Linked DNA regions of Mus musculus: region 1 is linked to region 2. A link is a loop called in an ENCODE intact Hi-C map of the cell type or tissue named here. Cell type or tissue: heart. All regions are shown on one strand. Links, peaks and the distances in the headings refer to the core of each region. The heading gives the core; the rest is flanking DNA. Region 1 overlaps Parva (parvin, alpha). Region 2 has its middle 19 kb from the start of Gm40451.

Region 1 (16,456 bases), core at 4,982-9,981, 180 kb before region 2:
CATAGCCTAATAGACTGTTGAGAATCAGACCTAGTTGGAGGAATTAAGCCACTGTTGAGTCTTTGGAGAGGGTCCTCTCCCCAGCTCTCCCTCTGCCACGTGGTCAGCAGCTGTCAGGAGGCGCTCTCCTTACACAGAGTGATGGAGCTCCTGCCATGGGCTGAAAACTGTGACACCAAGAATCAGATCAATCTTTTAGTTTTCTTTTCTTTACAGAGCTCTGGTTGTCCTGGAACTCAATATATATAGACCATGCTGACCTTGAACTCACAGAAATCTACCTGCCTCTGCCTCCCAAGTACTGGGGTAAAAGGAATACACCACCACACCCGACCTCAATCTTCTAATTCTTCTTTTCAATGTTTTTCATGGGTTATGAGAAGCTAGGGCAGTCCAGTAAGTAATGGCCCCTCCAAATTCCACATATTAATCCCTAGGGCCTTTCATGATGATGAGAAATTAACAGTAAAAGTCAAATTATCATTAAGGTAATCAATCGAGTGACTGTAGAAATAGAAATGATTTTGAATCATCAGGTGTGTGTGCCCACACTGGCAAGGGACCTTAAAAGTGGAGGAGAGGGACCTGAGAGCTACAGGGAGGTGTGGCCAGGGACGAGAGGTCAGAGATATGTGACAGGACAGACTGTAAACACAGGGTGAGGAGCCATGAGCCAAGCCATGTTGGAGGCCACCAGCACCTGAAAAAGGGAAGGGCAGAGATTCTCCTCAGAGCCTCCAGAAGAGAACATGGGCCTGCTGACGTCCTGACTCCAGCCCAGTGAGACCTATTGTGACTTCTGACCTCCACCATTGTGAAATAATGAATGTGCGTTGTTTTAAGCCACTAAATATGTGGTAATTGGTTGCAGCAGAAAGAGGAATACAAACAACATTTTTGTACCAAATATCCTTAACTGTAGCACATTCTGTTATAACCTTTGGCTGAGAAATTGTAAGTCTGGTTTTTTTTCCAGGTGTAGTGAGTGTTTTAAATCTTAGCACTTGGGAGGCAGAAGCAGATCTCTGTGAGTTCAACACCAGCCTGGTCTACATAGTGAGTTCTAGGCTAGATAGGACTCCATCATGAGAACCTGTTTCAAAAGGAAAGAGGAGGAGGAGGAGGAGGAAGAGGAGGAGGAGGAAGAGGAAGAGGAAGAGGAGGAAGTCTCTTTAGAGAGATTGCTTGCCAGGCTATGTGGAATGATATCATGCCTTTGGAGGAGTGACTGGACTTGCTGACATGTCCCTAGCTTCGAGGAATGCAGATAGCAAGCATTTTTCCAGGTGGCACACTGAGTCCTGATTTTAACTGACCATGGAGACCAGGGGAAGCTACAAAATTCAGGGAGCGTGGTTGGATATGCAGTCCCAGGACCCTTAGTCAGTATGGTCCAGGGACTGTGGATCAGGGATTGGATGGCCCTCAGACTGATGTGGGATCTCCTTTGTTCTGCCTGGGATTCAAGATTTAGCTTCCAAGCCTCCTGTGTGAAACACCCTAGCTCTTTTCAGCTCTCAGGAAACTCCCTCTAAGCCTTTCCCCTCCCTTAGCCAGGGCCCCAGCCAGCTGCTTCGCCTCCTGTGCTGCGGTTGTTTTCCCTTGACTAGCTGTCAGGCCGGTCTGCAGAGGGCCAGCCCAGCCTGTTCCAGGCGTACATTTGGGGCTCAGCCGTGGATACATTTGATTGGTTGTGGCTGGATCCAAGGGGTCCTACACAAGGCCTCTTGCTTTCTCCTTTTAGGGAAGTTGGTTCTCTCTTGCTTGTTTCTCCTCCTCTCTCTGGACGCATCACCGGCAAATCTCAATAGGGCCCAGTGCCCGCAACCAGTCTGTGATTCACGCTGAGCCTGCCAGATTGCTCACTCCAAAACCCGTGTCCTTCCTTCCCTGGACACAGCCGAGGATCCTCCACCACCACAACCATCTTAGCTTCAAATGTGAAAATAAAACAGGGGGAAAAATCACCGTAGAACCATTTTTAGTGACTCATCACATGGAACCTTTGTGTAAAACCAAGAGGCTCAGATGGCAGAGAGCTCACCCAGTTAGTGTACCCAAAGCCCTGGGTGCCACCCCAGTACTGCATAAGCCTGAGCATCGTGGTGCAAGCCTGTGGTCCCAGCACTCGGGAGGCCCAGGCAATGGGAAGTGGAAGGGGCAGAATCGGAAGCTGAAGACTGGCTTGACAGAATGGTAAAAGTACTTACTTACTATGAAAGCCTGTGTCCTGAATTCTGTCCCCCAGAACCCATGGTAGGAGAAAACAGACTCCAGAAAGTTCTCCTCTGATCTCCACATGTGTGGGCACATGTGTAATAACATCCATGTCACGTCACTAGGGCTTACTGGTTGCCAATGTAGCCTGAAAACACAACTCTAGGCTCAATGAAAGACTGTCTCAAAGGTTTTTCTTTCTTTGTTCTTTTAAAAGATCCCTTCATTTCTTTTCCTTTAGATATTTAGGTGAACAGTAATAATTTTAAAATAGGCTTTAATTTGTTTTTTTTTTGGAGAAGACTTGAATTTATAGAGAATATATGGGGCTAATACAGGGTCCTCATGTATATCTCATACCCTTCCCCCTACTGTAGACTCACGCTGGTGGGAGACCTTGGTTACAGTGGGTGAGCCAGTACTGATGCACAGCTTTCACTAGAGGACACACCCACACTTTGTTTGGATTCTCTTAGCTCTTCTTACCTAAGAACCATCTTTCTCTGCTCCGGGACCACATTTCCTTAGGTGGGCCCAGATTCCTAATCTCCTTGTGGTAGGGATAGGTTTCAGGCTTTCCTTGGTTCTTATATTTTCTTTCTAAAATTTTTGCCTTTTTTTTTTTTTTTTTTTGGTGTGATGAACATTTTTGGCCTGCTTGTATATCTGTGCGTCTTATTCATATAGTGCTCACAGAGGCAAAAAACAAAACAAAACAAAACAAAACAAAAAAAGTACCTGATCTTCTAGGACTAGGGTTACAGATGGGTGTGAGCCACCATGTGGCTAGGAATCAAACCCAGGTCCTCTGGAAGAGCAACAAGTGCTCCTAACCACTGAGCCATCTGTCCAGCCCCTAGAGCTTATATTTCCAGGAAGTTGGGTGCTTCTGATCATCTCCTCATAGTCAGGCTGCGTTGAGTTGGTGGGTCATGGATGGCCTACGTAGCGTCTGTGAAGTTGGAATCAAATGATGTATGAAGCCTACAGCATGCTTAGAAAAGTCAGTGCTGACACAATGATACACAAGGCTTTCAAGAAAGAGCCTTCTCCGTTTATCCCTGCATGTGTCACTGGCCCATTGTCACTCTCCCTCCTGAGAGCTTCTAGCTTCCTGAGCACTAGACTCCCCCTCCATGGAATGCCTTTCATTCTCTCTACCTGGCTCCCTTCTGAAGTCTTGGGAAAGATGGCAAGGTCTGGTTGACTCTTCACCTCTGCCCTCCTTTTGTCTCCACTTTCCCTGAGGCAACTGGTGCAGTCCCCAGGGCTTGCTTAGGGGTGTGGGACTGATCATTCTGTTATATGCTGGAAAGCTCCCTGGGAGCTTGCTACTCTTCTTCTACCAACACAGCCTGGTACCCAGAAGACACCAGAGGATAAGAAATGGATGGGACATTAGAGAAAGGTGTCATTTTCCAGGGCAGCCTCAAGGAACATGCAGGGTGCCAGCGGGTATGGTAATACATATCAGTGATTCACCTTTGAGTGGATTTTTTAAGGGTATTTTCTCCTTGTCCTAGAGTGTATGGCTGGGGGGTGTGAATATAGTACTGGCCACCAGGGGGCTCCAGGAGGCAGTTTAGCAGCCAGCAGGGGACGAAGGCTGGGGTGGTTTCTGCAGCCACCAGACTCCTGAAAGAAAGTGTGTCAAAAGAGAAGTCTGTTTTGCCACCGATGTGCCAGGCTCTGTAGCAAGGACAGGATGTACCAGCCTGTTCTGCAAACATGTGTAGGCCCCAAATGTCCTTTACCCCAGAGGTCTACAAAGAGGACAAAAGCTACCGAGAGCCATGAAATGACGCTGGTAGAGATAAATGAACTTATATTATGTGTGCGACCAGACCTTGATGAGGGCTTCCTGATTTCCTTCCATTTCAGTGTTTAAAGGGCTCATCTTGGTTTAGAAATTCCTAAGATCGAGATCACCACTGAGAAGTTGGAACATCGGCTGTCCTGAGTTCTGGGAAGACAGGGAGAGGAGTAGCTGTGTTAATCTGTGTGGTGGAGGTGAGATTAGACGTGGATCTGTGGAGTTTTATTCTTCCTCTTTCGTTGTTGATATTGCTATGGTCATAACGACCGTGGCCTTGGTGGATTTGGTTTCTGCTCCATGTTTGTTCTCCTTTGGATAGAAGGAGAATTGAACGAGCAAAATCCTTGGCTGTTCAGAGGGGAAACCAAGCCAGGACCGTTAAGTGACATCTCCAGACCACAGTCAGATCCTGCCTGCCTTCCAGACCTGAATTCTTTGCACATCCCTGAAGGATCTAGTCAAGTTGCCTGTTGGAAGGCCTTCCCATGCCCCAGGGAAGCAGAGGGCTATCACAGCAGGAGGTTGTGACAGGTGAACCCTTCATTAATAACAATAATAAAAAGAACAATTCTATCTTCCCTTTCTGGGGCCATGAGCTTCCTAGCATGCGCAATAGACAAAAAGGACAAGGGATGTCTGTCTGCTAAAATTGAACACTGTGTCCAAAGCTTCTGTAGCTTACGGAAAGTGCAAGCTATGGTAGACTCGACCTTGTGTACGGTTAAGAGGAGGATTCTTCCTATAGGGATGGGCCTGCCTCCACCACTCCAGCATGAGGCTTGAGTTAGTGAATGCTCGCCCCATGCTTGGCTTCGATGTGGGGGTCTGAGCCCAGGTCCTCAGGAGTGTGTGCAGCCACCATGTACCCCACCCCTCAGCATCTTCCTCTTCAGGGTTTGACTTGGCGGCATGTGATTTCACCTGCACAGGATCCTGCAATCTCGCCCATCCGAAGCCTTTGGGACGGGTGTGGTTACGTGAACTGCCACCTAGGCTCTAGGACATTGGCTGCCGGTTCCACTGTTTTTTCAGGATGAGATTCTCAATGGAAAAGTCCAGCAACAAACTGGAAGGTTGTTTGCCCCAGATGAAAGTCATTAATCCCCCACCCAGGGGTCTCTCACAAACAGAAAGTTTATCATTGTAGCACACAGCAAGTCTGCAGAGGAGGAAGACCTAAAGAGAGTATTCAGAGCCTCCTGGGCCTTTTGCCCCACACAACAGTCTAAAGCTTCAGAAAGGCCCCGAATCAGGCGCATGCTCTACCCCTGGCCAGCCCCAGGATCTGAGAGCTGAGTGGTGACTGTGCCTGGCACGCCCACTTAGCCAAACCTCAGCTCCGTGCCAGCGTGGAGCTATTAATTATTTTTCTTTGTCAAACCTTTGTCAGCAACTTCATCCCAAAAGGAATGGTTTATTTTCCCTTTGGCGGTGTTTGTGACTGTAGTAAATAAGAGATAATTACATTCCGGTTCTTAAATTAAAACAAAAATAGCTAGAGGTGCCAGGCAGGAGTTATTTACATTTTCCGATAGCCCACCTCCCTGGTCCAAGACTCGGCACAATTAGTTTGTTGCTTTTCCTGCAAATCTGGAGCCGCTCAAGTGGTTTAATGTGAAATTTTTATTTGTAGTGCCCCCAAAATCATCCTCTTTGCTCCAAGTTAATATTAAATAATACTTCCAATTTTTTTTTTCCTTTTAGCATTGCTGGAGACACTTAAGACCATGAGAGTACAATTGAAATAAGAACATTAAAGTTTTTTTTTAACAAAAGCGTCGTAGCTCAGTGGTAGAGAGCTGTCTGCCAAGGCATGATGGCCTAGATTCAGTCCCTAGTGCTACCTAACACAATACGAAACAAAAATAAACACGAGGAAGAAAAGGAAGCGGGCACTAAGGAGGTATAAGGTGAAGTAAGAGAATGCATCAGAAAGCGTTTGGAGAGTCTTATTTTCTTTGTTTGTACCCTGTTGCTTATCTGGGTATCAGCCTCTGATTTGGCAGAGGGAGAAAGGCATTCTTGTGGCTGCAGAGAATTCCTTTCTTGATTCCTTGAGTTGGTGTTTGGAAAGTGAAAATACAGTCCAACGAATCCTTACAAACATTTGGTCTTATTTTCCTAAGAGGTAAACAAAATTATAAAAGGTGATATTTGAAATGGAATCTAGAGAGCTAGCAATGTGGCTCAGCAGTAGTACACTTGCCTAGCATGCACGAGGCCCTGGGTTTGATTCCCCAGCACCACTCAAAATCTGGGGAGAGAGGGGATTGGGTCCTTTGTCACTTTGTCATGTGGGACTTGGATGGTGAGGAATCCAAGGATCGTGGTGACCTGGGTGGGTGAGGTTCGTGCTATCTAAGGATTGGGCTCGGAAAGACTCGGCAAAGCTTAATGACAGGAAGGCTTCTGGGTGGAGATGTGTTCTCTCCAAAACAACAAGTCTGACCACAGAGAGGGATGGGGGCAATGTTCTTTGTGAATGGAAGGCTAGACGTATAGTGTTACATACCATAGGCCGGCAGGAGCAAGCGGCAGGCCCCAGACAGCCTGCCTTAACTGCTTGCTTTTCCCTCCCCTCAAAATGCCTTGATTATGTAACTTACTGAGGACAGTCAGTACCATGACTTCATCCCGAGAAGGTGGAACCCGTTCATGGTTCTCAGCGCCCGCCCAAAGGCATTGTGTATCTGAAAGCAAAGATGTGATGAGAAGCCTGGAGCACAGGGATGAGAGAGAAACTGGTCTGCCGCATCAAGTCATTCTTAGGAGGCTCTCCCTTCAGGTTGTAGGAGCAAGCTGAGTTTTGACAGCTCTGCATTTCAGCCACACTGCCCTCATCAGCAGCCCGCAGCATCACTGTGCCTGTCAGAGCCCATCCCTAGTAGTGCTTTGATGACCAGACAGCACTCTCTGAGGTCATTGCCACTTAGATTTATTTGGAGGGGACAGGGAGAGGATTAGCTAGTGTTTATTCTCAGAGCAGGGCTGACCTTTACATCATCTGAACCTAAGACATTCTATGGGCTGCAGTGTATATTATCCCAGATCTTAATTTGAAGCATAAATGTTAGACTAATTTCCTTTTGATATATGACAGTAGTAGAATTCAACATTAATATGATCAGTCAATAATTCAACTTCTATTTCAGATATCAAAGAAATCTTTCTGTCTCCAGTCAGAAGAAAACAGAAAGGGATTTAACATTTTGCTAATAACAGTCCCTTTTCTATTTATTTTTTTCCTTAATGAACCGGCCTTGTAACCGATTGATTTGGTCTTTGAAACCCACGGGAGTCGTGCGGAGCTCCCAGGATTCCCATGGAAAGACACAGAGTCTTCTCCACTTTAGCTACTGGCATTGATCTCTGCCTGCCTTATTAGGAGCAGAAAGTTTGAAAAGTTTCTACTCTGCTCCCCTTTTTCAGCGGCAAGATGCCTCCTCGTGCTGAACTGGCTGCTTTGGGAGAGAGGCCTTAAGTGGGATGGGGAGGGGGTGGGGGCGGGGACCAGGGCAGGGGCGGGGATGGAGTCTTCCCACTCCGTGAGGATGATTGAACAGCCTGGGTGATGAGTTTTAGAAAGAGTTTCATCTGTAGAATGATTATGGCCATGCTGAACACAAATGGCTTTGTCACCATTAGCAGGCAGATGGAGCATGTGTTTCGTATTATTAATTCGAGGCGGCCGTTAGGGCTGCTCCAGCAACTCGTAAGATTGCAGGGCCAGCCAGTGAGCATTTGCTCTAGTTCATGTCTGTAAGGGGCCCTGTTCAGATGATCCCTGGCCCGGACAACCACTCTGAAGGGGATGCTGTATGACACCATCCCTGCCCCAAATGAGTGCCTCACTTACAGGAAATAAGTTAAAAAGAAAGATGAGTCAGGGGACTTCAAAGCAATCCCGTTTCCTCAGAACTGAAATCACAAATACCCCAAACTCAAGAGTTCATGGACATTCCTGTGCAGCTGAAACCTTTGCCCAACTCCAAAAGGTCTCCCTGTACAGAAGGGACAAGGCCTGCCAGGAAGATGGAACAAAGGTGAATGAGAGAAGGAACAGGCTTGGGGCTGGGGCTGGGGCTCCGGCTGGGGCTCCAGCTGGGGCTCGGTTTGCAGAATGCTTGTCTCCCCTGCAGGGAACCCTGGCTTTGATCCTCAGCACAAACCAGGTGTGGTGGACACTCAGTAATCCAGCACTCAGGAGGTGGAGGCTGGAGGATCAATTTAAAGTCATCCTTAGCTACAGAGCAAGTCCAAGGCCAATATGGAATATGTGAGGCCATGTTGAAAGAGAGAGAAAGTGGGCTGCTTTAGAAGTGGAGGAAACAGGATTGCTCGAGACCAGGTTTCTCCGGCCAGTGGGTAAAGGTGGTTGCTGAATAAGCCTAATGACCTGAGTTCCGTCCCTGGAACCCAAGGTAGGAGAGAACCGACTGCCCAAACTGTTCCCCAACCCTCACATGTGTGTTCGTACTTACACTCATACACACAGAGCGATAATACACACTCAGATGGTGATGATGATGATGGTGATGGTGACGACAGTGGTGATGATAAATAAGAAAGGGGAAATGAGGAGAGGAAAGAGGAGAGCAGTTAGGAGGCACTGAGGGCAGGAGGATGGCAGGTTGGAAGGCGAATGACTGTAAGAAGGTCGGTAGCGAAGTCTCATCTTGCAGAAAAGTGTGAGGCAAGTGAACTCCCCAGTATATCCCCTAGTATATGTGGGCTTTTGTTTAGCAGACAGCCAAAGTCAAAACAAGACTGTGTGTCTTTTAAATGTCATTAGTTATTGATGAGCTCATAGAGGAGAGAAGTAAGGGGTTTTGTTTTGAAACTAGCTTTAGTGGATGCTTGTGTCTGAGAAAACCAAGTACCGCTCTAGTTTCTAAGCGCAGTTCAGGTCTGCCATCTTGAAGGAACACACGTGTAGATTGATCAAAATGATTGACCAAAGAGATTAATGGATATTGCAAAAACGTTCTGACCCAACCATTACAAAGTTAGGATTTAGGAATTTAAATCTTTTGTTGTTTCGAGACAGGGTCTCAGGTAGACCAGGTTAGCCTGGAGCTTGCTGTGTAACTGAGGCTGTGTAGCTGAGGGTGACCTTGAACGTGTTCTCATCCTCCTGTCTGCAAGTGCTAGGACCATTCTTAATCATCAGGTGTGCATCACCACACCAGCCCAAATAATACATTCTGAAGAAATAAACGGATCAGGGATGAGTTGTGTTCATCTCCCATCTCTGTCTTAAAAGGAGTTACACTGAAATCCCATCATGAGTTGCTGTTGTTGTTGTTGTTCCTTTTGAAATTTTTTTTAAAATTTTTTTAGTTACTTTTTTTTTAAGACAGGGTCTAGATGGGGCTGGAGAGATAACTTAGTCATTAAGAATACTTGTTGCATAGTAAAAACTATTCTCAACAATAAAAGAACCTCTGGTGGAATCACCATGACAGACAGGTAGATCAATGGAATAGAATTGAAGACCCAGAAATGAACCCATATACCTATGGTCACTTGATCCTTGACAAGGGAGCTAAACCCATCCGTGGAAAAAAGACAGCATTTTCAACAAATGGTGCTGGCACAACTGGTGGTTATTAGGTAGAAGAATGCGAATTGATCCATTTTTATCTCCTTGTACAAAGCTCAAGTCTAAGTGGATCAAGGAACTCCACATAAAATCAGAGACACTGAAACTTATAGAGGAGAAAGTGGAGAAAAGCCTCAAAGATATGGGCACAGGGGAAAAGTTCCTAAACAGAACAGCAATGGCTTGTGCTGTAAGATTGAGAATCGACAATTGGGACCTCATAAAATTACAAAGCTTCTGCAAGGCAAAAGACACCGTCAATAAGACAAAAAGACCACCAACAGATTGGGAAAGGATCTTTACCTATCCTAACTCATATAGGGGACTAATATCTAATATATATATATAAAGAACTCAAGAAGCTGGACTCCAGAAAATCAAATAACCCTATTAAAAATGGGGTACATAGCTAAACAAAGAATTCTCACGTGAGGAATACCAAATGGCTGAGAAGCACCTGAAAAAATGTTCAACATCCTTTATCATCAGGGAAATGCAAATCAAAACAACCCTGAGATTCCACCTCACACCAGTCAGAATAGCTAAGATCAAAAATTCGGGTGACAGCAGATGCTGGCAAGGATGTGGAGAAAGAGGAGCACTCCTCCATTGCTGGTTGGATTGCAAGCTTGTACAACCACTCTGGAAATCAGTCTGGCGGTTCCTCAGAAAATTGGACATAGTACTACCGGAAGATCCCGCAATACCTCTTTTTGTCATATACCCAGAAGATGTTCCAACTTGTAATAAGGACACATGCTCCACTATGTTCATAGCAGCCTTATTTATAGTAGCCAGAAGCTGGAAAGAACCCAGATGCCCCTCAACAGAGGAATGGATACAGAAAATGTGATATATTTACACAATGGAGTACTACTCAGCTATTAAAAACAATGAATTTATGAAATTCTTAGGCAAATGGATGGATCTGGAGGGTATCATCCTGAGTGAGGTAACCCAATCACAAAAGAACTCACATGATATGCACTCACTGATAAGTGGATATTAGCCCAGAATTTAGAATACTCAAGATACAATTTGCAAAACACATGAAACTCAAGAAGAAGGAAGACCAAAGTGTGGATACTTCGCTCATTCTTAGAAGGGGGAACAAAAATACCCATAGAAGGAGTTACAGAGACAAAGTTCAGAGCTGAGATGGAAGTAAGGACCATCCAGAGACTGCCCCACCTGGGGATGCATCCCATAAACAACCACCAAACCCAGACACTTGCATATGCCAGAAAGATTTAGCTGAAAAGACCCTGATATATCTATCTCTTTCGAGGCTATGCCAGTGCCTGGCAAATACAGAAGTGGATGCTCACAGTCATCTATTGGATGGAACACAGGGCCCCTAATGAAGGAACTAGAGAAAGTACCCAAGGAGCTAAAGGGGTCTGCAACCCTATAGGAGGAACAACAATATGAACTAACCAGTACCCCCCAGAGCTTGTGTCTCTAGTTGTATGTAGTTGTATGTCCCTAGTGGGCCATCAATGGGAGGAGAGGCCGTTGGCCTTGCGAAGATTATATGCCCCAGTTCAGGGGAATGCCAGGGCCAGGAAGCAGGAGTGGGTGGGTTGGAGAGCAGGGCGGGGGGAGGGTATAGGGAACTTTTGGAGAGGAAACTAGGAAAGGGGATAGCATTTGAAATGTAAATGAAGAAAATATCTAATAAAAAAATAACATTAAAAAAAGAAAAGGGGGGCTGGTGAGATGGCTCAGCGGTTAAGAACATCGACTGTTCTTCCAATGACCTGAGTTCAAATCCCAGCAACCACATGGTGGCTCACAACTATCCGTAACAAAATCTGATGCCCTCTTCTGGAGTGTCTAAGACAGCTACAGTGTACTTACATGAAAGAAAGAAAGAAAGAAAGAAAGAAAGAGAGAGAGAGAGAGAGAGAGAGAAAGAAAGAAAGAAAAGGATACTTGTTGCTCTAACAGAGGACCAAGGGATCAAGCGCCCTCTTCTGGCTTCCCCAAGCATTGCACTCACATGCACAGACACAGAATTAAAAAAAAAAAAAAAAAAAAATATATATATATATATATATATATATATATTTTGGAGACAGAGTTTTTCTGTGTAGACTTGGCTGTCCTGGAACTCACTCTGTAGACCAGGCTGGACTTGAACTCAAAAATCTGTCTCTGCCTCCCAAGTGCTGAGATTAAAGGTGTGTGCCACCACCGCCAGGTGTAAAAATAAATCTTAAAAAAAAATGGATGAGACTACTTAAATAAATGGTGGTATATCATAATAAGATTTATAACATGGTTAAAATGCAGTTCTGTATACTTGTGGAGACTGATTTTTTTGTAGTGTATTGCTTATAATGTTCTTACATGAATCACATGTATTTATGTAATTACATGTGATTCATGTAAAAACACATATTTGCACTTGCATTTAACAAAGTCTGGGAACATAGTCCTACAGTACCAACAGTGACTGGATCTGGAGAAGAGAGTTTGAAGGGCTTCATTTTTCCGTCTGTATTTTCCAAATCCGTTTCGTACCATGAATATGTATAACTTGCCTAATATAAAAAACTGGGAGGAGGGAACTTTTGCGCTCAGAGAGCATTCACTTAAGCTCCATTTCTACAGAGAAGGGCCCAAGTTAAGAGTGAGTTTATAGAGCCTTTCCCAAAATTGAAGGAATAAAACCCAAAATATCCCAAATATCAGGGCTAAGGCTGGGGCTTAGTTGGTAGAGTGCTTGCCTAACCTGCACAGAGTCCCAGGTTCGATTCCCAGCAGTGCATGAATATAGTGAGGTATGCATACCTGGAATCTCAGCACTCGGGAGGTGGAGGCAGGAGGATCAAGGAGTTCAAAGTTACCCTGAGTTATTGAGAATTGGAGATAAGTATGGGGTATGTGAGAAATCCACCCTGTCTCAAAAAAACAAAAACAAACAAACAAAAAAAAAACCACAAAAAACAAAAAACAAAAAAAAACCCACTAAATAACAAATAAGGATTGATTGATTGATTGATTGATTGCCTCGAGCACCTGGTCTGAGACCTTCTTTCCCACTTAGGATTGGCCTGCGTGGTCTAGAAGTGACAGATGCTCTTCTACAGGCCGTTTTTTTTTTTGGTGTAGGCAGTTCTCATGAGGGCTAGCTTTCCTCTAGACTAGATCCACTGCTGCTCTGTTGTGACAGGAAACATTCATGGCCATCCTCAGCCAGCTTTGGGTGAGGTGGGGGAAGCCAAGTTACTGATTTCAAAGACAGCTCACTACCCAAGGTACAAGTCACTGGACAGTTTCTTGGTCTGGGTCCTGAGGTCAGCTGACTGAAAAGCCTTCCCTAGTCTCAGACATTCTCCAAGACAGTCTGTGGACCGAAGCAGGGTTGACAGTGGCGGGGACCCAGGCTGCCTGCTTGGCTCTGGCAGGGTGGTGTGAGTTTTGTTCCCTGGTCTCTGCCTCTCCCCAGTCTCCTCCTCCTATCTGCTCCGAGGCTGCTGTGACCTCTAGATGAAGCTTTGGGCTTGGGCTTTCCGCTCTCGTTCTCTGTGTTGCTTCCAGCTGGTCCTCTCCCTGGGGCAGGATGGGTGTGGGAGGAAGACGGGACAGCTGGGGTTCTCAGTGGGTGGGTTCTTGGCCTGAAGCCCTGTGGATCTTCTCTGCCTCACCAGCACACCAGTTCCATTCCCACCTCCAGAGATCTTGGTTGGGACTTAAGATCCAGTTCTGACTGGAATCTGGAGCCAGTTTGCAAATCCCTGGTAACTACCAGTCACGGAAGCTGGATGAATATCATCTTTGCTCTCCACTGGGAGACCCGGGCCGCTCACTAACTGTATCAGCTAAAATTTCAGACTGAGAGTTGGGGGTAGAGGCAGGATTAACCACCCAACACAAGGAGTGCTCCAGATGGAGCACTGTAGCGGGGCACACTAGCAGAGGTGACCAACGCGGAGCACCCTTAGACACTTTATGTGTGATAATTTCCTGAAGGTCTGGATTCCTTGTTCTGTTTGCAGAAATCAAAACAGGCAACCAGCTGCAACTCAAGAGTTCTTTAAAAAGCAACAAAAAGTTGGGCTGTCAAGATTGCTCAGTAGGCAGAGAGAGGTCTTGTCCCTTAAGTCCCCAGAAGCTGCCCACATAAACCAGGAGGTGGCACATCTGTGACCCCAGTGCTCCCATGGTGAGAAAGGAGGTAGAGACAGAAAATCCCCAAAGCTTGAGGGTAGCCAGCCTGGCATTCACAGTGGAAAACAACAAGATACCCTGCCTCAACCCTGTGGAAGACAAGGACTGATAGTAAGGTTGTCTTCTGACCTGCACATGTGTATGCTGTGACACGTTCTCTCTCTCTCTCTCTCTCTCTCTCTCTCTCTCTCTCTCTCTCTCTCTCTCTCTCTCTTTCTCTCACACACACACACACACACACACACACACACGTCATAAACACCTATAAGATATATAAGAAAAACAACCATTGTCATAGAGTACTCAAGAAAGACAGGCTGCCCTCTGGCTCAGCCGTTTAAAAACGTACATTCTAATTAGTAGTCATTCACACTGTTATGGCGCTAGCCATCCCTAACCCTTTTCCTATTGTAAAGCTGAAACCCAGCACCCATGAAACAGCTTCATCCCTCCTTCTGCAGGTCCTGGAGAACAATGCTCTGCTTTGTGTCTTTACAAATCTGAGCTCTCTAGGAGCGTCATAGAGTGGAAGCATTGTGGGGGGCCATGTAGCTTAGTGGTATGGTAGAATCCTTACCTGGCATGTGCAAGGAAAACTCTGTGCTTGGTTCCCAGTAATGGGAAGGAGTATATGCTTGTGTGGACGTGTCTGTGTGTCTGTGTGTGTGTGTACATGTGTGTTTGTGTGTATGTTTCGGTGTGTCTCTCTATGTGATGTACATGTGAGGATCAGATGGCAGCCTTGAGTGCTGTTCCCCATGTGCTGTCTGCCTTGTTTTGAAACAAGGTCCTCTGTTGCAGGATATTTGATCACACTGTGAACCCAGATATGTTATTTACTGGAAAAGAATGTTTATAGTGGGGTGCCTCAAAGAGGCAGAGAAAGATGACCTTATTCCTCATAGACTATGTCCCACCATAACCTAGCAGACTTCTTCCCTCAGGGAGATCTTCAAGGAAGAGGGGACAGATAGATCAAATGAGTCGGTAATCCATACAGTGGCTGACCTCAAGCAAACAGTGTTTTCCAGACACAACATGGCAGTTGCACATATAGCCAACATACCTGCACAAACATGTACATACCTGTGCAAGCTCAAGCCAGACAACAATGGCTACATGGAGGGAGGAAGGTAGGCAGGAAGCCACACCACTAGGTGAGGGGCTATGGGTAGCTGATAGCTGCTGGGAGAGGCTAGAATGGGTTCTCTTTAATGATGTAACTCTTGGCAGGTCAGCCACATGCCAGAACAGGCCACACACCCAGGACCAGTTTGGTCAGTATAAACTGGACTTGATGGAGGAGTGGGGGTGGGGGTATGGGGAAGAAAGCGCAAAGTTGGGAGGGCTGAGAGGGAAGGGTGTGGACAGTGAATGGAAGAGGAAATGGGGGAGGGGAGAGAGACTGTACATCTTAAATGACTAAGGAAATGGGGGGGGATAAAGTATATGGTATAAAACGCTCAAAGAATTAATAAAAATAGTACTTAAAGAAGAAAAACATTCTGCAAGCTACCCACATGTGAATGTGCGGCATCGTAGGAGTACAGACAATTACATACAACAGTAATAGAATTAAGTTAACATTTGTTTATACTACATATAAACTATATAATTTATACTATATGCACACATACCTTTCCCTGTGATGATGGCGGACATGCTGGACAGCAGTAAACACGAACCTTAGAGGCATGTCTGCCGGTGTTTGCCTGCACACTGCTGTCTCACCTACAGCAACATCAGAAGGATGTAGCTGAATTCAGCTTGGCAGGCCACTGAGATGGCTGGTGAGGCATTTGTAGCCCAAGTCTAAAGACCCTTGAGGAAAGATGAGACTGACTCCCCAAAGTTGTCTTCTAACCTCTACATTTATGCTGTGGCATGCATCATGTGGCCGTGAATGTTTACAAATTCAAACATATATCACACATCCTCACACAGGTTCACACAAAAGATTCAGATAAGCATCAAGGAACAGTGAGACTCACTTTTAAGTGACCCAGGACAGGTGCCATCTTGGTCCAGACTACTTCTATCAAATTCAGATGCCACGAACACAAAGCAATGGACTTGGCAGAGTCATTTTCCTGGGGGATTCTGTCCACTTCTGGAAGCAGGATAATAGTAGTTCTAATGAAGTCTAGATGTTTCTGTGAGGAGATGTAGTCTCTCTCTTTCCCAGTTCCCCATGTTTCTCTGAATGAGGCCTGGGGTCCATTCTGTCCTCATTTCCCATGAGGGTGGACACCTCATCTCACTAATTCCCTGGGGAGTGGGGCAACTCTGCCTTTTGTAAGCTAAACCCTGACTTCTCTGATCCCACAGCAACCACATACATGACTTTGGGAAAGAAAGATCCTTGGCTAGTTTTCCAGGCTAGATCAGAAAGTTGGTAAATTCTGTGGATCCCAGCTGACTCATGCTAACTTTCCATCTCTCAATCCAACAAAATGCCCAGTCTGTCTTCTGAGAGTTAGGCTGGTGGGATTTTAAGAGTTAAAGGAAAAAATTCTTAGCTCTTGTCCCATCACCAAAACTGTCTAATTACAGATGATCAGAATCAGAGACCTTGCAACATTGTTACAAATGGCAGGGGTGCTGCTGCTGGACTGTGTTCCATTGCTACAAGGATGGATACCTTA
Region 2 (16,456 bases), core at 6,125-11,124:
TTTTCTATTTCATATATACATACACATACATGCATACATAAATACATATATATATTTTTAGTCATATGCCCATATCCCCTATCTTAGGGTTCTATTGCTGTGAAGAGATACCATGACCACAGCAACTCTTATATAGGAAGACATTTAATTGGAGCTGACTTACAGTTTCAGAGGTTTAGTTCATTATCATGATGACAAGACATGGCAGCATGCAAGCAGAAATGGTGCTGTAGAAGGAGCTGAGAGTGCTACATCTTGATCCACAGGTAGCAAGACACTGTGTCACACTGGCCAGATATGAGTTTATAAGATGTCAAAGCCCACCCCCACCCCCCCACCCCCCCGCAGTGAAACACTTCCTCCAACAAGGTCACACCTACTCCAACAAGGCCGTACTTTTTTTTTTTTTAAAGGCTGTACTTTTTAATAGTGCCACTCCTTATAGTTCAAGCATTTAAACATATGAGACTATGGGGTCCATACCTATTCAAACCACCACATCCGCCATTATTATCCCTTCTCCCCTTCTCCCTCCCTTCCACTTTACCCCTTTCCTCCCAACAAGCTACTCTTGTACGACGACATTCTTTCATGTACGTGTGTGTGACCTACTGCATTTATTGGGGTTGTGTGTATGAACACGAGTTGGGCCTATTTATTTGTGCAGGGGCAGCTACACCACTGAGAAATGTAACCCTTTTCACCCCCACCCCCAAGCTGGTTTTCTATAAAGGCTTTTTGTCTCCTGTGTGATCCACAGGATAAGCCAGTAGTACTGATTCTGCGGAAACCTAGGAGGCACCTGGCTGGCTCTGTAATTCTCACAGGTGCATGTGTATTTAACAGCAGCATCTTTATCTCCACACCCGGCCTTGGCACCCTGCTCTGCGGTAACTGAACCACTGAACAAAGAGCGCAGCTTGTGGGCTCCAATCAGCTTCCTCTGCAAACAGTGGCTCTGTGGGGGCCTTATCTTTCCGTTCTCACTCCTAAAATGAATATTTCTGCTATAATGAAAATGGAACAACCTTTACAGACTACAAAAGAAATGTCTGATGTCAGAGAACAATTGTTTTCAAAATAAATTGAATACGGTATTGTCCAGTAAGATTACCATGTTAGAGACTTTAGTCTGCAAGATAAGAAGACACCATGTCAATAGAGGCACTGTCCAGTCAACAAGTGCTCCACGGTACTAACTCGGTAAACATAATTAGCCTTAGTTTTGTCTTGTTTTTGTTTGGTTTCGGTTTTTGCTTTTAAATCTGTTTATGGTAGCACATACCTATAATCCCAACTCTCTGTAGGCAGAAGAAAGAAGTCCAGGACTTCAAGGCCAACTTGAGCTACCAACTAATTTGGCAAGCCAGCCTAAAGTCTATGCAAAATCTTATCTAAAACAATAGATTTTAAAAATATACTTGATGCCAAGGCCGAGTCATTGCCTGGGAAGTGGCAGTGAGGGCAAGAACAGCTTCAGGTTGCCCTGTGTCTGAGGCAGGTGGAAGCCCAGAGAAGGACATGGTAGTTTTGACTTTTGGGGTTATTTTGTTTTTTGAAACAAGGGTTCTCTATGGATCCCTGTCTGTCCTGGAACTCACTCTGTAGTCTAGCCTGGCCTGAGACTTGGAGATTCACCTGCCTCTACCTTCCCAGTGCTGGGATTAAAGGCGCAAATCCAGCAGGAGAGCTCTTCTTTGCCATTGCCCTGAGCTCTCACTGGCATAAGCCTGATTCAGGCCTTTCTCAGCATACGTCCCTTTGTCCAGGTTTTACCTCTAACCAAACCCATGATCAAATCACTGCTTTATAAAAAGCCATCCTTTGCCATTCCTTATACCAGCTCAAATTGGTTAGATTATGCTGAAGCCACCAATGTCCTGATCTTAGTGGCTTTACATAGCAATTTGTTTCTTGCTTATGGAAGAACAGCTCTGTTTGACTGGTGTGGAAGCTAAATTCTTTGGAGGCACTCAGACCTGGGTGGAAGAGGATTTTCATAGCTCCCCACAAATGAAGCAAAGGGACCAAGGCAAAACACAGGTTGAAATATACATCTTCAGCATCAGAGGACAGCATCAGAGGACATTAGCAAGAAAGTAAAGGAATGATCCAGAGAGTGGGATGAACACAGGAAGCCACATAGCTGGAAAAGATCTCCTGTATAGAATATCTGCATCTCTCAGCACGAAGGTAAGTACATCAATCTAAAAGTGGCCAGTGCCAGCATGGTAACATAGACATACTCCTGCAATCCCAATATTTAAGAGGGTGAGGCAGGAGGATTATAAGTTGAAGTCTAACTGGGCTATACAGTGAGCACCTGTCTCAAAAAAGGGGGGGCAAAATATATTCCACAAAACAAAACAAATAATTCATGTACTATATGGGGGCGCTGAAGAGATGGTTTCGTGGTTACAACACACACTGCACATGCAGAGGACATGAGTTTGGTTCACAGCACCCACGTTGACAGTTCATGACTGCCAGTAACTCCAACTCCAGGGAATCCAACATTTCTGAACTCAAAAACACTGACACTCATTTGCACATATACATACATAATTTTAAAGTAAAATAAATATGATTCACATATGCACACATATAGACACACACACAGCCAACAATAACCAAGAGATATTCATTGCCCTTTGTTATTAGGGAAATTCAAGTCAAAATCACCATGAGATATCACTTCATAGTCAAAATATCTACCATGAGAAAGACAAATAATAATACATTGATTAAGCTGTGAGGAAATTGGAGCCCTGGTATTTTGTTTCTGGGAATACAAATATGGGGTGGTCATTTTGCAAAGCCATTTCGTAATTCCTCAAAAAGTTCACCACAAAATTATCACCCAAACTGGCAATTGTATTCCTAGGTAAATACCCAAGAGAACTGGAAACACATGTCTACACTAAGGCATGCATGCCAATGTTGATAGCGTCTTTATTTATAGCAGCCCTGAAGCAGAAACAGCCAAAACTTTTATCAGGCGATGAATGGATAAAGAGAGATGCACTTCATCTGTACCAGGATGCATTATGGATCCACTGACTGATTTTACACGTGGACTGCTCTTGAAGCAGCACACTATGTGAAAGAATCTAGACACAAAAGGCTACATATCACATGGCCTTATTTTGTATGAAATTGGCAGAGAAGGCAAACAAACCCATCGAGACCAGCAGCAGAATACCAGTCATCAGGTGCAGAAAGAAGAGATCAGGTAGTGAGTATCTACTAATGGGAACAGCATTCTCCTTAGGGCAAGGAGAATATTCTGGAATTAAGTAGTTGCACAGCAGTGGCCAATATGTTTCTCTGTAGGCATGCTAAAAACCACTGAATGTTAACTTCAGAAACTTCTTGTGACTAGAATAAACAATAAGGAGCTAGAGAAATGGCTCAGTAACTGTGAGCACTTGCTGTTCTTCCAGAGAACCTGGGTTCAGTTTCCAGCACCCACATGGAAGCACACAGCCATCTATAACTCCAGTTGTAGGATGTCCAATGCCCTCACTGAACTCCAAGGGCATGGCACACATATGATGCACAGACATACATGTGAGTAGAACACCTACACATGTTAAAAATCATTTAGAACCTAGAGACCATCCTATCCTCTGGAGGTAACTCTGGCAATATGATGTGGTGCAGGCTAGTCTAGGAGGGCATTTTTATTTTTCTTTCTTTCTTTTTGTTTTTGTTTGTTTGTTTGTTTTGCTTTTTTAGATAGGCTTTCTCTATACAGCCCTGGCTGTCCTAAGACTCACTCTGTAGACCAGGCTGGCCCCAGACTCAGAAATCTGCCTGCCTCTGCCTCCCAAGTACTGAGATTAAAGGCATGTGCCACCACTGCCCCGCAAGGGCAGTTTTCTTAGTTAGGGTTATCACTGCTGTGATGAATACCATGATCAAAGCAACTTGAGAAAGAAAGAGTTTATTTGGCTTATACTTCCACTATTCCACCTGTTCATCAGCAAAGGAAGTCAGGACAGGAACTCAAACAGGGCAGGAACCTGGAGGCAGGAGCTGATGCAGAGGCCATGGAGGGATGCTGCTTACTGACTTACTCCACATGGCTTGCTAAGCCTGCTTTTTTTTTTTTTTTATAGAACCTGAAGCACCCACTCTCAATGCGCTGGGGGGTGCCACCAGTCACTAATTAAGAAAATGCCTTACAGGGCTGGAGATGGCTCAGGGGTTAAAAACACTAACAGCTCTTCCAGAGGTCCTGAGTTCAATTCCCAGCAACCACATGATGGCTCACAACCACCAATAGTAGAATCTGATTTCTTCTTCTGGTTTACATCAAGACAGAGGACTTATATACATAAAATAAACAAATCTAAAAAAAGCTGGCTGATCATCACATTTTCATCCACACCAGAGAGGGTAGGGAAGAAAGGAAACAGGAAGTGGGGTGAAGGAAACAGGTTGTCGGGTGAAACTATAAAACCTCAAAGTCCACCTACAGAATCCTACTTCCACCAATGAGACTCTATCTAAGAACGTTTCTATAATCTCCCTAACAGCACCAACAACCAGGGACAAAGTATTCAAATTCCTGAGCTTCTGAGAACCCTTGTTCAGATCACTACAAGACTTTTCCCACCCCCAACTCCTTGGCACCACTGAAAATCCTGGGGAAAGAAAACAAAGCAGAACCTATTATCTGACCTAAAATACTGTGTTTCATTTAGACCTTCAGATAATGCCATACCCTATGTGAATTTATTTCTACTTTAACAGAAAGTAAACAAAAGTGTGCTTTTAAAAAGTCCTTCCGTTGGCTCCGGCTCTCAGAGCCATTGCAGTACATTGAGCTCCATAGAGACAGCGCCGAGGCAAGCGCGAGCCGGACAGGCACTGGGCTACTCTGTGCCTCGCGGAGGAAAATCAACTAAACACGGGCAAAGGAGATCCAAAAAAGCCGAGAGGCAAAGTGGCCTCATATGCATTCTTTGTGCAAACTTGCCGGGAGGAGCACAAGAAGAAGCACCCGGATGCTTCTGTCAACTTCTCAGATTCTCCAAAAAGTGCTCAGAGTGGTGGAAGACCATGTCTGGTAAAGAAAAGGGGAAATTTGAAGATATGGCAAAGGCTGACAAGGATCGTTATGAAAGAGAAATGAAAACCTACATCCGCCCCAAAGGGGAGACCAAAGAGAAGTTCAAGGACCCCAATGCACCCAAGAGGCTTCCTTCGGCCTTCTTCTTGTTCTGTTCTGAGTAACCCCTAAAAATCAAAGGTGAGCATCCTGGCTTATCCATTGGTGATGTTGCAAAGAAACTAGGAGAAATGTGGAACAACACTGCAGTGAATGACAAGCAGCCCTATGAGAAGAAGGCTGCCAAGCTGAAGGAGAAGTACGAGAAGGATATTGCTGCCTACAGAGCTAAAGGAAAACCTGATGCAGCAAAAAAAGGAGTGGTCAAGGCTGAAAAGAGCAAGAAAAAGAAGGAAGAGGAAGATGATGAGTAGGAGGAAGAGGAGGAAGAAGAGGAAGATGAAGATGATGGTGAATAAGTTGGTTCTAGCGCAGTTTTTTTCTTGTGTATAAAGCATTTAACCCCCCTGTACACAACTCCTTTTAAAGAAAACATTGAAATGTAAGGCTGTGTAAGATTTGTTTTTAACTGTACAGTGTCTTTTTTTTTTTTTTTTTATAGTTAACACACTACCGAATGTGTCTTTAGACAGTCCTGTCCTGGTGTTATTTACAATAGCCACTAACCTTGCCTGGTACAGTCTGGGGGTTGTAAATTGACATGGAAATTTAAAGCAGGTTCTTGTTGGTGCACAGCACAAATTAGTTATATAAGGGGACAGTAGTTTGGTTTTTGTTTTGTTTTGTTTTGTTTTGTTTTTTCTTTTGGTTTTATTTTTGGGTTTTATTTTTTTCATCTTCAGTTGTCTCTGATGCAGCTTATATGAAGATAATTGTTGTTCTGTTAACTGAATACCACTCTGTAATTGCAAAAAAAAAAAAAAAAAGAAAGAAAGAAAAAAATGTTACGGCTGTTTTGCTGACATTCTGAATGCTTCTAAGTAAATATTTTTTTTATTAAAAAAAAAGTCCTTCCATGTTCTTTTAAGAGTATAACTATATGGCTGGGCAGTGATGGTACATACCATTAATGCCAGCATTTGGGAGTCAGATACAGACAGATCTCTGAGTTTGAGGCCCACCTGATCTATAGACTGAGTCCCAGGACAGCCAGAGCTAGAAACAGAGAAACCCCATCTCAAAAACACAAACAAACAAACAAACAAACTGAGAAGGCCAGGCGGATTCCATGACAGACCTCAAATTGGCAGTTAAGGAGACGAGACCTAAGAATTGGGCGAGTCAAGATAAGTCAACTACTAATAGATAATCACCCCCCCTCCCCAGGCTCCAGCCTTCACCGCCCCCAGTAATGATTCCGGAATGCCTAGAAATAGAGTAAGATAAAATTCATCTATCCCAGAGCTACAGTGTGCTTTAATTGAGACTGCGAGCTCACTTGGTTGTCTCTCTGTCTTGGTAATGGGAGACCCCAGTATGCTGAACACTCTTTTCATTTACACGCTATTTGAGTCTGGGGCATCATTCTTTGGTGAATCATGGACCCTTACAAAACAAGCAAACAAACGGACAAAAAAAAAAAAAAACCAAAACTATAACTATAAAATTATGATGGGCCTGGGGTCAAATCTGCCCCTCAATTTTGGGGAGATCTCCAGAAAGTTCCTCCAGCACCTAAATTTTCAGTTCCTTGTGCTCACTAGCAGACTAAATGAGATAGAGGAGCAACTCTGAAGATGAAATGAACCTGGGCTTGGTGGTAAAGGCCTGTATTCCCAGCTATTTCCCTGGGAGGCTGAGACAGAGGACTTGCAGGTTTGAGGCCTGCCTGGGGATTGTAGCACAGTAGAAGCTTGTTTGCCTACCATGAGTGAGACCTTAGGTTCAATCTCCAGTACTACAAAAAACTAAAACAAAAGAGCAACAATAACAACTAAAACCAGACAACACACTAAATTACGCACCACACACACACACACTGTAAATGCACAAAATGTTCCATAATTGCCACCCTTTGTTCTTATATGGAACTAATGGGGGGGAGCACTGAATATGGATTCAGAAAGAGATTTGTGGCATCCCAAGACCTCTCCCACTTTCCTATATGGTCTCTCTTCCCTCTTCTCTGGACCTACTCACATTATCATTTGATGAACAAATTATCAAATTATGTGTTAAAAATATGAGTCGGGGGCTAGAGAGATGGCTCAGCAGATAAGAGCACTGACTGCTCTTCTGAAGGTCCTGAATTCAATTCCCAGCAATCACATGGTGGCTCACAACCATTTGTAATGAGATCTGAGGCCCTCTTCTGGTGCATCTGAAGACAGCTATAAGGTACTTATTTATAATAATAAATAAATCTTTGGGCCAGAGCTAGCAGGGACTGAGCTAGTGGAGTTGACTTGAGTGAGCATGGCCAACCAGAGCAAGCAGAGGTCCTAAATTCCATTCCCAACAACCACATGAAGGCTCACAACCTTCTGTACAGCTACAGCGTACTCATATTCATTAAGTAAATAAATAAATAAATAAATAAATAACTCTTAAAGTGTCAGGGGGCTAGAACAATGGCTGAGTGGTTAAGAACTTGCTGCAAGATCTTCCAGTTGATCAGAATTCGGATCCCAGCACCCACACTACAGCTTACAACTGTCTGTAACTACAGTTCTAGGAGATATGACGCCCTCTTCTGGCCTCCACAGAGACTGCGCACACATGGCGCATATATATATATATATATATATATATATATATATATATATATATATATATATGTGTGTGTGTGTGTGTGTGTGTGTATGTATATATATATATATATATATATATACACACATACATACATATACACACACATAGACCATAGACACACAAACATACACACATACATGAAGGCAACATACTCATACATATAACATTTAAAAATATCCTCAGGCCATATTAAAAAAAAATCAGCAAAGATAAAGATTGAGAACAAATTGTAAATACTTGTTAACAACCACATGTTCCAAAGCTTGTCCATCATTTTCTTTGTGTCACAAACACACACAGGAGACACAGGAGCTCATGCAAAAACACATACTTCATATACATGCACACGTTCAGGCTCTCTCTCCTTCTTAGTAGCCAGGACTTGCAACTTCTTAGAAACATGGATTCAGCTTGAGGCCAATTTTCACGGAACATTCTCTTCATTTCTTCCTTCCCTGACCTTTCACAGAAAGCCCATGCAGCCTTAGAAAGCGGCAGGCTTCTCCCCACTCTCCCCACATGGTCTGTACACTGTTTGGCGTCTGGCCTCTCCTGGCTGCGTCTGGTCTCAATGGAATGTGCTTATCAGTCTCACTCCCGGAAAACGAAGCCAAACAGCCCAGTACCCTGGTAGCTAAGAGGCTTGTACAAGCATGTGACATGTCATCAACAAGTGAGCTGACACAGATTCTTCAGGTTCCTTATCTGCCTATAACTTCTACCAGACCGACGTATCTCCCCACGTGCACCCACTCCTCCAAACTCTGTGCTTCCCACATCCACCTCACTCTCTCTTCTGCTCAGCCTATTAGCATCCATTGATTGACATTACAGCTGACAGTGATGACTGGACCAGTGGAGCTCCCTGGCACAGCTTTGTCATCCCCCGGAGGCTAGAGCATGGGGTAATGGGAGGACTTTGGTGTTGCACAGACTTGGCTCTGAGTCCAACTTCCTTTGAAGAGTATTTTTAACATGTCTTCATATCTCTGAACCTGTTTCCTCATCCGTGGAATGCAGAGCTCATCTCTGCCCCGCCAGGCGTTGGTGGGAAATAAGAAGACACACACTACAGATCATACTTTATATTGTCAGCATCATTGTTTTGCCCTAAGGATAGTTACGGTCACCTAGCAGAAACCTAGAACAAATCATGCTCTTTTTGCATCTGCAATTCGGTTGGTTAATTTTTTGTTTGTTTGCTTGCTATTGTTGTTGTTTTTTATTGTTGTTGTGTGGCATTAGAGAGATGGCTCAGCCATTAAGAATGGTGACTAATATTCTAGAGGACGCAGGTTTGACTCCCAGTATTCATTTTGTGGCCCACAACCACCTCTAACTCCAGTTCCATGGGATTCAATACCCTCTTCTGGCCTCTGTGGACACCAGGCTTCTACATAATGCACAGACATACTGGTAGGCAAAACACCCAAACACAAAAAAATAAAATAATGTATAAATTATGGGATGTAGAAACATCAATCCATCTTTTTAAAAGACTGTAGCACAGGGCTGTTGATGCATTTTAACTATATTTTTCTCATTGATTGGCTTTTCCCACCTTGAAGGTGAATGTAGCTAAAAGTACTTTCTCTCTCTCTCTCTCTCTCTCTCTCTCTCTCTCTCTCTCGTGTATATCTGTGTGTCTGTGTCTGTGTATGCATGTGAGAACAGCTTGGGTTGTCAGTCCTTGCTTTTCACCTTGTTTGGGGCAGGATCTCTTTTGTTTTTCTACTGTACATACCAGGCTAGCTTGCCTGAAGATTTTGGGGGTTCTGTCTCTGCCTCACTACAGGCACTGGGATTACAGATGATCATGACCCGTGTCCGGCCTTTACACAGGTTCTGGAGATCTGAACTCAAGTCTCATCCTTACACAGCCAGTACCTTACATACCGAGGCATCTCCTCCTTAGGCCTTTCATCAGTATTCCACTAAGAATTTTGGAGGGACAATAGTATATATATTATATACTTGAGCAAGTCTGCATGAATGTGCGTGCACATTGCTCTCTCTCTCTCTCTCTCTCTCTCTCTCACACACACACACACACACACACACACACACACACACACACAGTGCCAAGAATAGGAATAGTCAAATATGGCCGTCACACAATCTTGCCTCCCAAGCTGGGAGAGAGCATGTGGAAGCATTAGTCAGGACTGAACACCATTGTCCCTGGGGCAGGGAGGCTTGCAGTGTCAGGCTACAAGTTCTGCTTAATGAAGCCTCGAGGTCTTAATTGCTTTGAAATCCACACATACTGCCAGATAGTTCTCAGAATTGGGCAAGCCAGAAACTTAAATGAGGCCCACATAGGAAGCATCTTCTCTATATATCCGAGGTACAGGAAAGGCCTTTGTGAAGATCCAATGGAGATACTTCTTCCTCTGGCCACCTGGGAGAGAATAGTCTAACTTGAGGTCTGAGGTAGGATGTGTTCCAAGCAATCCCAGAGACTGAGAGCTTCACACACACACACACACACACACACACACACACACACACACACACACACACACTGCTGGCCATCCCCTTTAGCTCTCTGTCTTCTGAGCAGTTTCTAGCACTCCAATTCATATTGTGTTGTTTGTTTGCCTGTTTGCTTTTTAAAATTATGAATATATGTATGTATGTATATATGTATGTACATATGTATGGCATACATGTATGTGTATGTAAGGTAATATGAGCATCCATAAAGGTCAGAGGCATATATTGGTATCTCTACCCTGCTCTGCCTTGCTTCCATGGGGTAGGGTCTCTAAATGAACTTGGAGATTCCCATGTTTCAGCTAGACAGGCCGGCTTGTGAGCTCCCCAAGATCCACCTGTCTCCATCCCACTGTTCTGGGGTTACATGCATACACAGTGGTGCTCAGTTTTTCTTTATGAAGCTGCTTGGGGTTTGGACTTGAGCTGCAAGCATTCTTACCCATTGGGCTACTATCTCAGCTTCTCTTTCTTTCTTTTCTTTTCTTTTCTTTTTTTTTTTTTTTTTTTTTTTTTTTTTGAGACAGGGTTTCTCTGTGTAGCCCCGGCTGTCCTGGAACTCACTCTGTAGACCAGGCTGGCCTCGAACTCAGAAATCTGCTTGCCTCTGCCTCCCAAGTGCTGGGATTAAAGGCATGCGCCACCGCTACCCGGCATCTTTTTCATTTTTTGAGGTAGGGTCTCACATAGAATGGGATCCTCCTGCCTCCACCTCCTGATTGTAGCGATGCATGGCACCATGTTCTGTTTAGGCAGTGCTAGGTATGGAAGCCAGGGCTTCATGCATGATGGCTTCTACCAACTGTGTCTTTAGCCCATGATTTTAAGCCACTAAATTGAAGGGTCAGTTGTCAATCAATCGAAATATGCAATGTTCTGGAGTTCTCAACTGTAGTCCATCACTGTTCTTGTGTCTATTTCCTTTCTCTTCTGTGAGGTTCGCTCTTCCTCGGATTTAGGAAGATTGGGAGGCTGCATGCAAGAAGCCCTGGGTTCCAGCTGGGGAAAAGGCTCAGCAGTTAAGAACACTTGTTGCTCTTGAAGAGGACCCAGGCTCAGTTCCCAACACTCACTTGGCTGCTCACACTAACTATAACTCTAGTTCCAAGGGATCCAATGACCTCATCTGAATTTTAAGAGTATGGGGCATGTACTGCACATACACTTAGGCAGAGCACAAAATAAATAAAATCTTAAAGTTTTTAAAAGGAGTCCTGGGTTCCATCCTCAGTACCACACTAACTGGGCAAACTGGTCTATACCAGTTATCCAAATAAGCAGGGGGTACATGAGTTCCAGTCAAAAACAAAAAATCCAGGAATGGTGGCATACACCTTTAATTCCAGCACTTTTAAGGCAGAGCCTGGCAGTGAATTTCTGGGAGTTCAAGGAGACTCTATCTCAAAAAAAACAAAACCAACCGTAACAAACAAAAAAAGAAAGAAAGAAAGAAAGAAAGAAAGAAAGAAAGAAATTCATAAATAAATGCATGTTTGTGCTTGTGACTGTCATCTCTCTCTCATTCCACCAAAGTGATAACTATCATTTAAAAATAGCAGTTTCTAATCTAAACAACTACCAAAGTTGCCTACAGGGAGCATCTTTAATGAGGCCTGAATGAACTTGGGGTCACACTAAGGTGCCATTATCGTCACAGCCTTCAGCATTAATGGACTCCTGCAGTCCCCTGCCTCTCTGCCTGAAATGGTCTTAGATTGCACAGTAATGAAGAGTGAGCGGCTGCCTTTTTGAGAGGTTCCGCTGCCCAGAGCACACTGGATGCCAGGTTTCTTGGGCAACTCTGATTCTGCAGTTTCTGTCATAGTTCAGATGCACACAGGCTTTTGTCAGAGCTCCTGTTCCCAGATGGGGTGTGGGAATTGTGGGTGCAAACCTTTTTACACGTGCATTTCTTTGGTTTGCATGGTCCAAACCCAGGACCTGCAGAGCCGCCTTGAAGAGAAGCAGGCTCCACCCCACAGCTTTATCTACCAGAGGGCACTCCTGGAGGGAGATCCCAGGACAACAAAACTGAATTTCTCCTTCCTGTTTCTTTGTTTTGTGTTTTGTTTTATTTTCTTTGTTTTGTTTGCTCTTTTTAAAAAATATTTAGTTAGTTAGAGTTTTCCAGTACTCAAAAGGCTAAAACCCTACACCCAACTAGCCATCATTGCTGGGATTCAAGCACAGCTCCACCCCCCCCCACCCCCCCACCCCCCTTCCAGCAGCCTTCCCTCCTGGGCATCCGGTCTCTAGCCTTCTTATCTAGCATTCCTTCCCAGCCCTACCCTGGATACTGTCACAGGCTCCTACCAGTCCTCCCCTTGCTGGCCCTGCTTGCAGCATGTGACAGATAGCCTGCTTGCCTTTCTCACTTGGAACTATGGAGCAGAGTCCTCCCCTGGATCCTGTGCTATTATTAGGAAGACCAATACCTCTGCCAGTTGGTTCCTGCACTCTAAACTAGGGTTCCACTCTCCCAAGACAGTGGCTCTTAAGCAGTGCCTTCACACCCTCACACACAGGGACAATATGGTAGCGACAATCCCAACTGTGACATCTAACCACACATGGGAATCTCTGGGAGTTTTGTATGTTTGGTTTGGTTTTGGTTTTCTATTTGTTCATTGTTTTTGAAACAAGAGTCTTATACAGCTCAGGCTGGCCTTGTACCTCCTTCGCCAAGTAGACCACCACGCCTAGCTCTTTCTCTTCTTCCTCTTTTTCTTTTTCTTCTTTCATTCCAGCTTTTCTACAAAAGGTTTCATTAAGTAGCTCGGACAGATCTAGAACTTTTTATGTAGCCCAGGCTGGCCTTGAACTCTTGATCTTAATGCCTTTGCCTTCAGGGTGCTAGGATGTGAACTACTATGCCTAACAAAAGAATGAACAGCTTGCACTCTCTCTTATATCCACTCCTACCTCTGTGGTTCTCTATTAAAGGGGGAAATAGCTGTTAATCAGGTAGACAGGGTATGGTGATGGACACCTAAACTCCTAGCACTTGGGCAGCAGAGGAGGAGTGGAAGATTGGAGGCCCTGCTGATCTTAGAGAGTTCCAAGCCAGTGAGGGCTCCTTTAAGACCCCAGGGATGGCTGATCCTTATCCTTAACTTGATGGGATGTAGAGTCATCTGTAGACACATTTCTGAATGTTTCTGGGAGGATGTTTCCCAAGAGATTTAACCCAAGAAGGGATAAGACTCTTCTGAATATGGGTAGTAGCATCCCATAGGCTAGGGTACTGGTATGAATAAAAAGGAGAGAGAAATGACAGCGAGCTAAGCATCACTGGGCACAGTGTGACTGGCCGTATCACATTTCTGTAGCCACACTTTCCCACTGTGGAGTACTGTACCCCCTTAAACTGTGAGCCAGAACAACCCCTTCTTTTCTTCCCTAAGTTGCTTTCTCTCACAGATACCCCAAAGAAAGAAACAAATAATGAGACTCCTCTCTACCTTCTCATTCTAGGAGGCTGTGGATTCACCTGCCACTCCCCATCCAATGCCATCAACCTAGTACTAGAGGTTCTACTGTACAACAAAACAGCCAAGAGGACTACAGTTTTCCTTTCATTCAGTGTGTACTTCCATGTTTAACACTGTCCTCACATATGGTAAGCTACAAATATCAGATAAGCTGCCACCACCCCAAACCCACACCACCCCTACTTCATGTGCTCGTAGGGTGAGTTTTCCATGTAGAAAGCATTACAAGAGGAAAGGAGGACAACTACCCTCCTGTTCCTTCTCTGCATAAAAAGGCATGGCCCACTTACAAAGTGGGTCTCCATCCCAGATTTGGTGGAATAAAGCAGAGGCTATACATGGGAAGAAGAAAGATCTATGGGGCCTGTATGGGAGGAACTGTCTGGAACAGAGAGTAAAAAACTTTACACCTGTCTACCTTAGTTATTGTTCTATCACTGTGAAGAGACACCATGACCAAGGCAACTCTTATAAAAGACATCATTTAACTGGGAGATGGCTTATAGTTTTAGAGAGTCAGTCTATTAACATCATGCCAAGGATAGACAGACATGGCGTTGCAGTAGTAGCTGAGAACTACACATCCTCATCTGTAGGTAGGGGTGGGGGTAGGGTGGGAGGGGGGAGGAGGAAGTAGGAGGTGGGGAGAAGGGGCCCAGAGTGAGCTTTTTGGGAACCCCCAAGCCTACCCCCAGTGATATACCTCCTTCAACAAGGCCACATCTCCTAACTCTTCCCAAACTTCTACCAACTGGTGACTAAGCATGCAAATTTATGAGCCTACACAGGAACTCTCATTCAAACCATTGCACCATCTGAGAGCATGGAGACCTTGAAGATGAGGTGAAAGATGACAAAGAGGAAGGAGGCCGCTTGCTCAGTAACGTGAGCAAACCAACAGAAGAGACAGAAGTTTGACAGAACCAGGGCAAGAGGCCCGCTGTGACTGAGTCAACACTGAGACATTGCACATGCTCAAGGCTACCCCACATGTAGGATGTGGGGCTGGGCGTGAAGGATACCCCTGGGCTTCACACAGGTCATCATTACAAGGTGAAGTTTTGCTTGAATAGGCTGCTTAAAGCCAGTCTGAGTAATAAGTTCCTTTGCCCCAGAGGGGCAGCTACTAAGAGGCTGAGCTTAAAAATAAAAGTCACGCAAAACCACTGGAAGTCTGGAAGACTATACATACATACACAGGATTTCAACCTCTGTGGAGCCCTCAGAGAGGAAGTTCTGAGCCCATAGCTGACTGTGGAGCAATGTAAACTTCCTGAACTATGAGAGCAGACTGTAATCCACATAAGCATCCAACGTAAAAGCTACGTTTCCGGTCTGGCATGTAAAAAGCCAGAAGCCTCCCTCCTCACAATGACAAAAAGCTAAGTAAATTGGAAATTCAACCCCTTCTTCCAAGGTCCATTAGAGAAGTGAGGTCATATAGCAAGCCTCTGCTCCCAAATTGGAGAGACTTATAAGCAAACACAAGAGAGTCACATCTTACCAGGTCTGGAATCCAAAAGCTGAAACTTCCCTAGTGGTTCTGCCAGGATTGAGCACATCTGCACTAGGTTGATAAAATACTGCAGGCGCCGCGTGGGCAAGCCTGGGAGATGAAAACTCCAGGGACACCCCGTTCTTGGGGCTCCCAGACTCCTGTGAATTTTGCATCCTGGAGCTCTGATAGGTTCTCATGGTGACTGTCTGAGAAATGCCACCCCCACCCCCAGTGCTTCTGGTAGAGAGAGAAGAGAAACCATGTTGAAATACCAAGCACATTCCAATCTTCTTAGCAACTCCTGCCCCCGGGAGAAATGATTTAACTAGAGCTGAACCAGCTGGAGGTTTAGCAAAGCAGAAATGACAGGGAAAGGGGAGACGCTCAACTCCAGCTGGCTCTCGCCTTCCACGGGGAAGAAAAGAAATACTGAATTCCAGCTCCTTCTAATCCTGCACATGGGCAAGAACCATACCCAGCCCACTCCTGTCTGTTGCCCAAACCAACGGGACTTGCTGGGAAGTATTTGTGATGTTCACAGCCTAAAACCACAGGCTCACTGTGAGACGGAGAGCTAACACAGCCTAGAGTCCTGCATCATACCCAGCTCCTTGCCACCACCTTCTGAGAGAACTAGGGTGACAGTCCCTTCTACCCTAGACATCATGCACAACTCCAACTATCAAGAAAATAATTACAGGGCCTGAAGAGTCAGCTCAGTGGTTAAGAGCACTGGCTGTTCCTTTAGTGGACCTGGTTTAATTCCCATTACTCATATGACAGCTCAAATCTGACTGTAACTCGACTTCCAAGGATCCAATGCTGCCTTCTGACCTCAGGCACCAGGGATACACAAGATGCATGTGTGTGCGTAGAGGCAAAATACCAATACAGAAAAATAAAACCAATTTTGTGTGTGTGCCTGTGTGTAGTTGTGTGTGAATTACAAACTGGGCATATTGCTTCATTGCTGTAATGTTAGCACTCTAGAAGCTGAGGTGTTGTGAGTTCAAAGCTAGTGCCACAGAGTAAGACCCCCCTTCTCTCTCTCTCTCTCTCTCTCTCTCTCTCTCTCTCACACACACACACACACACACACACACACACACACACACCCCATACTAAAAGTAAAAAAACAGGAGT

What was found. A loop is a pair of places that touch in the nucleus more often than their neighbours do. Peaks named below come from ENCODE experiments on the same cell type or tissue, not always from the same donor. Only the 100,000 strongest peaks of a DNase experiment are listed, where the experiment ranks them.
Region 1: it touches region 2 in a loop (4-fold over the local background); 6 of 42 quality-filtered maps call a loop at or near these places.

The regions. Positions count from the first base shown.
Region 1 is chr7:112,466,188-112,482,643 of GRCm38, forward strand. All of the region lies in intron 1 of Parva (parvin, alpha), which reads left to right. Among named protein-coding and RNA genes, the nearest start is that of Gm45998, 23 kb to the left of the region's middle. In heart, for the core only: a CTCF peak has its summit at 7,663; DNase peaks (open chromatin) are centred at 5,304 and 6,574; H3K27ac peaks cover 2,134 bases.
Region 2 is chr7:112,647,863-112,664,318 of GRCm38, forward strand. No RefSeq gene overlaps it. Among named protein-coding and RNA genes, the nearest start is that of Gm40451, 19 kb to the right of the region's middle. In heart, for the core only: CTCF peaks have their summits at 7,759 (motif pointing left) and 8,879; a DNase peak (open chromatin) is centred at 8,419; H3K4me3 peaks cover 917 bases; H3K27ac peaks cover 4,328 bases.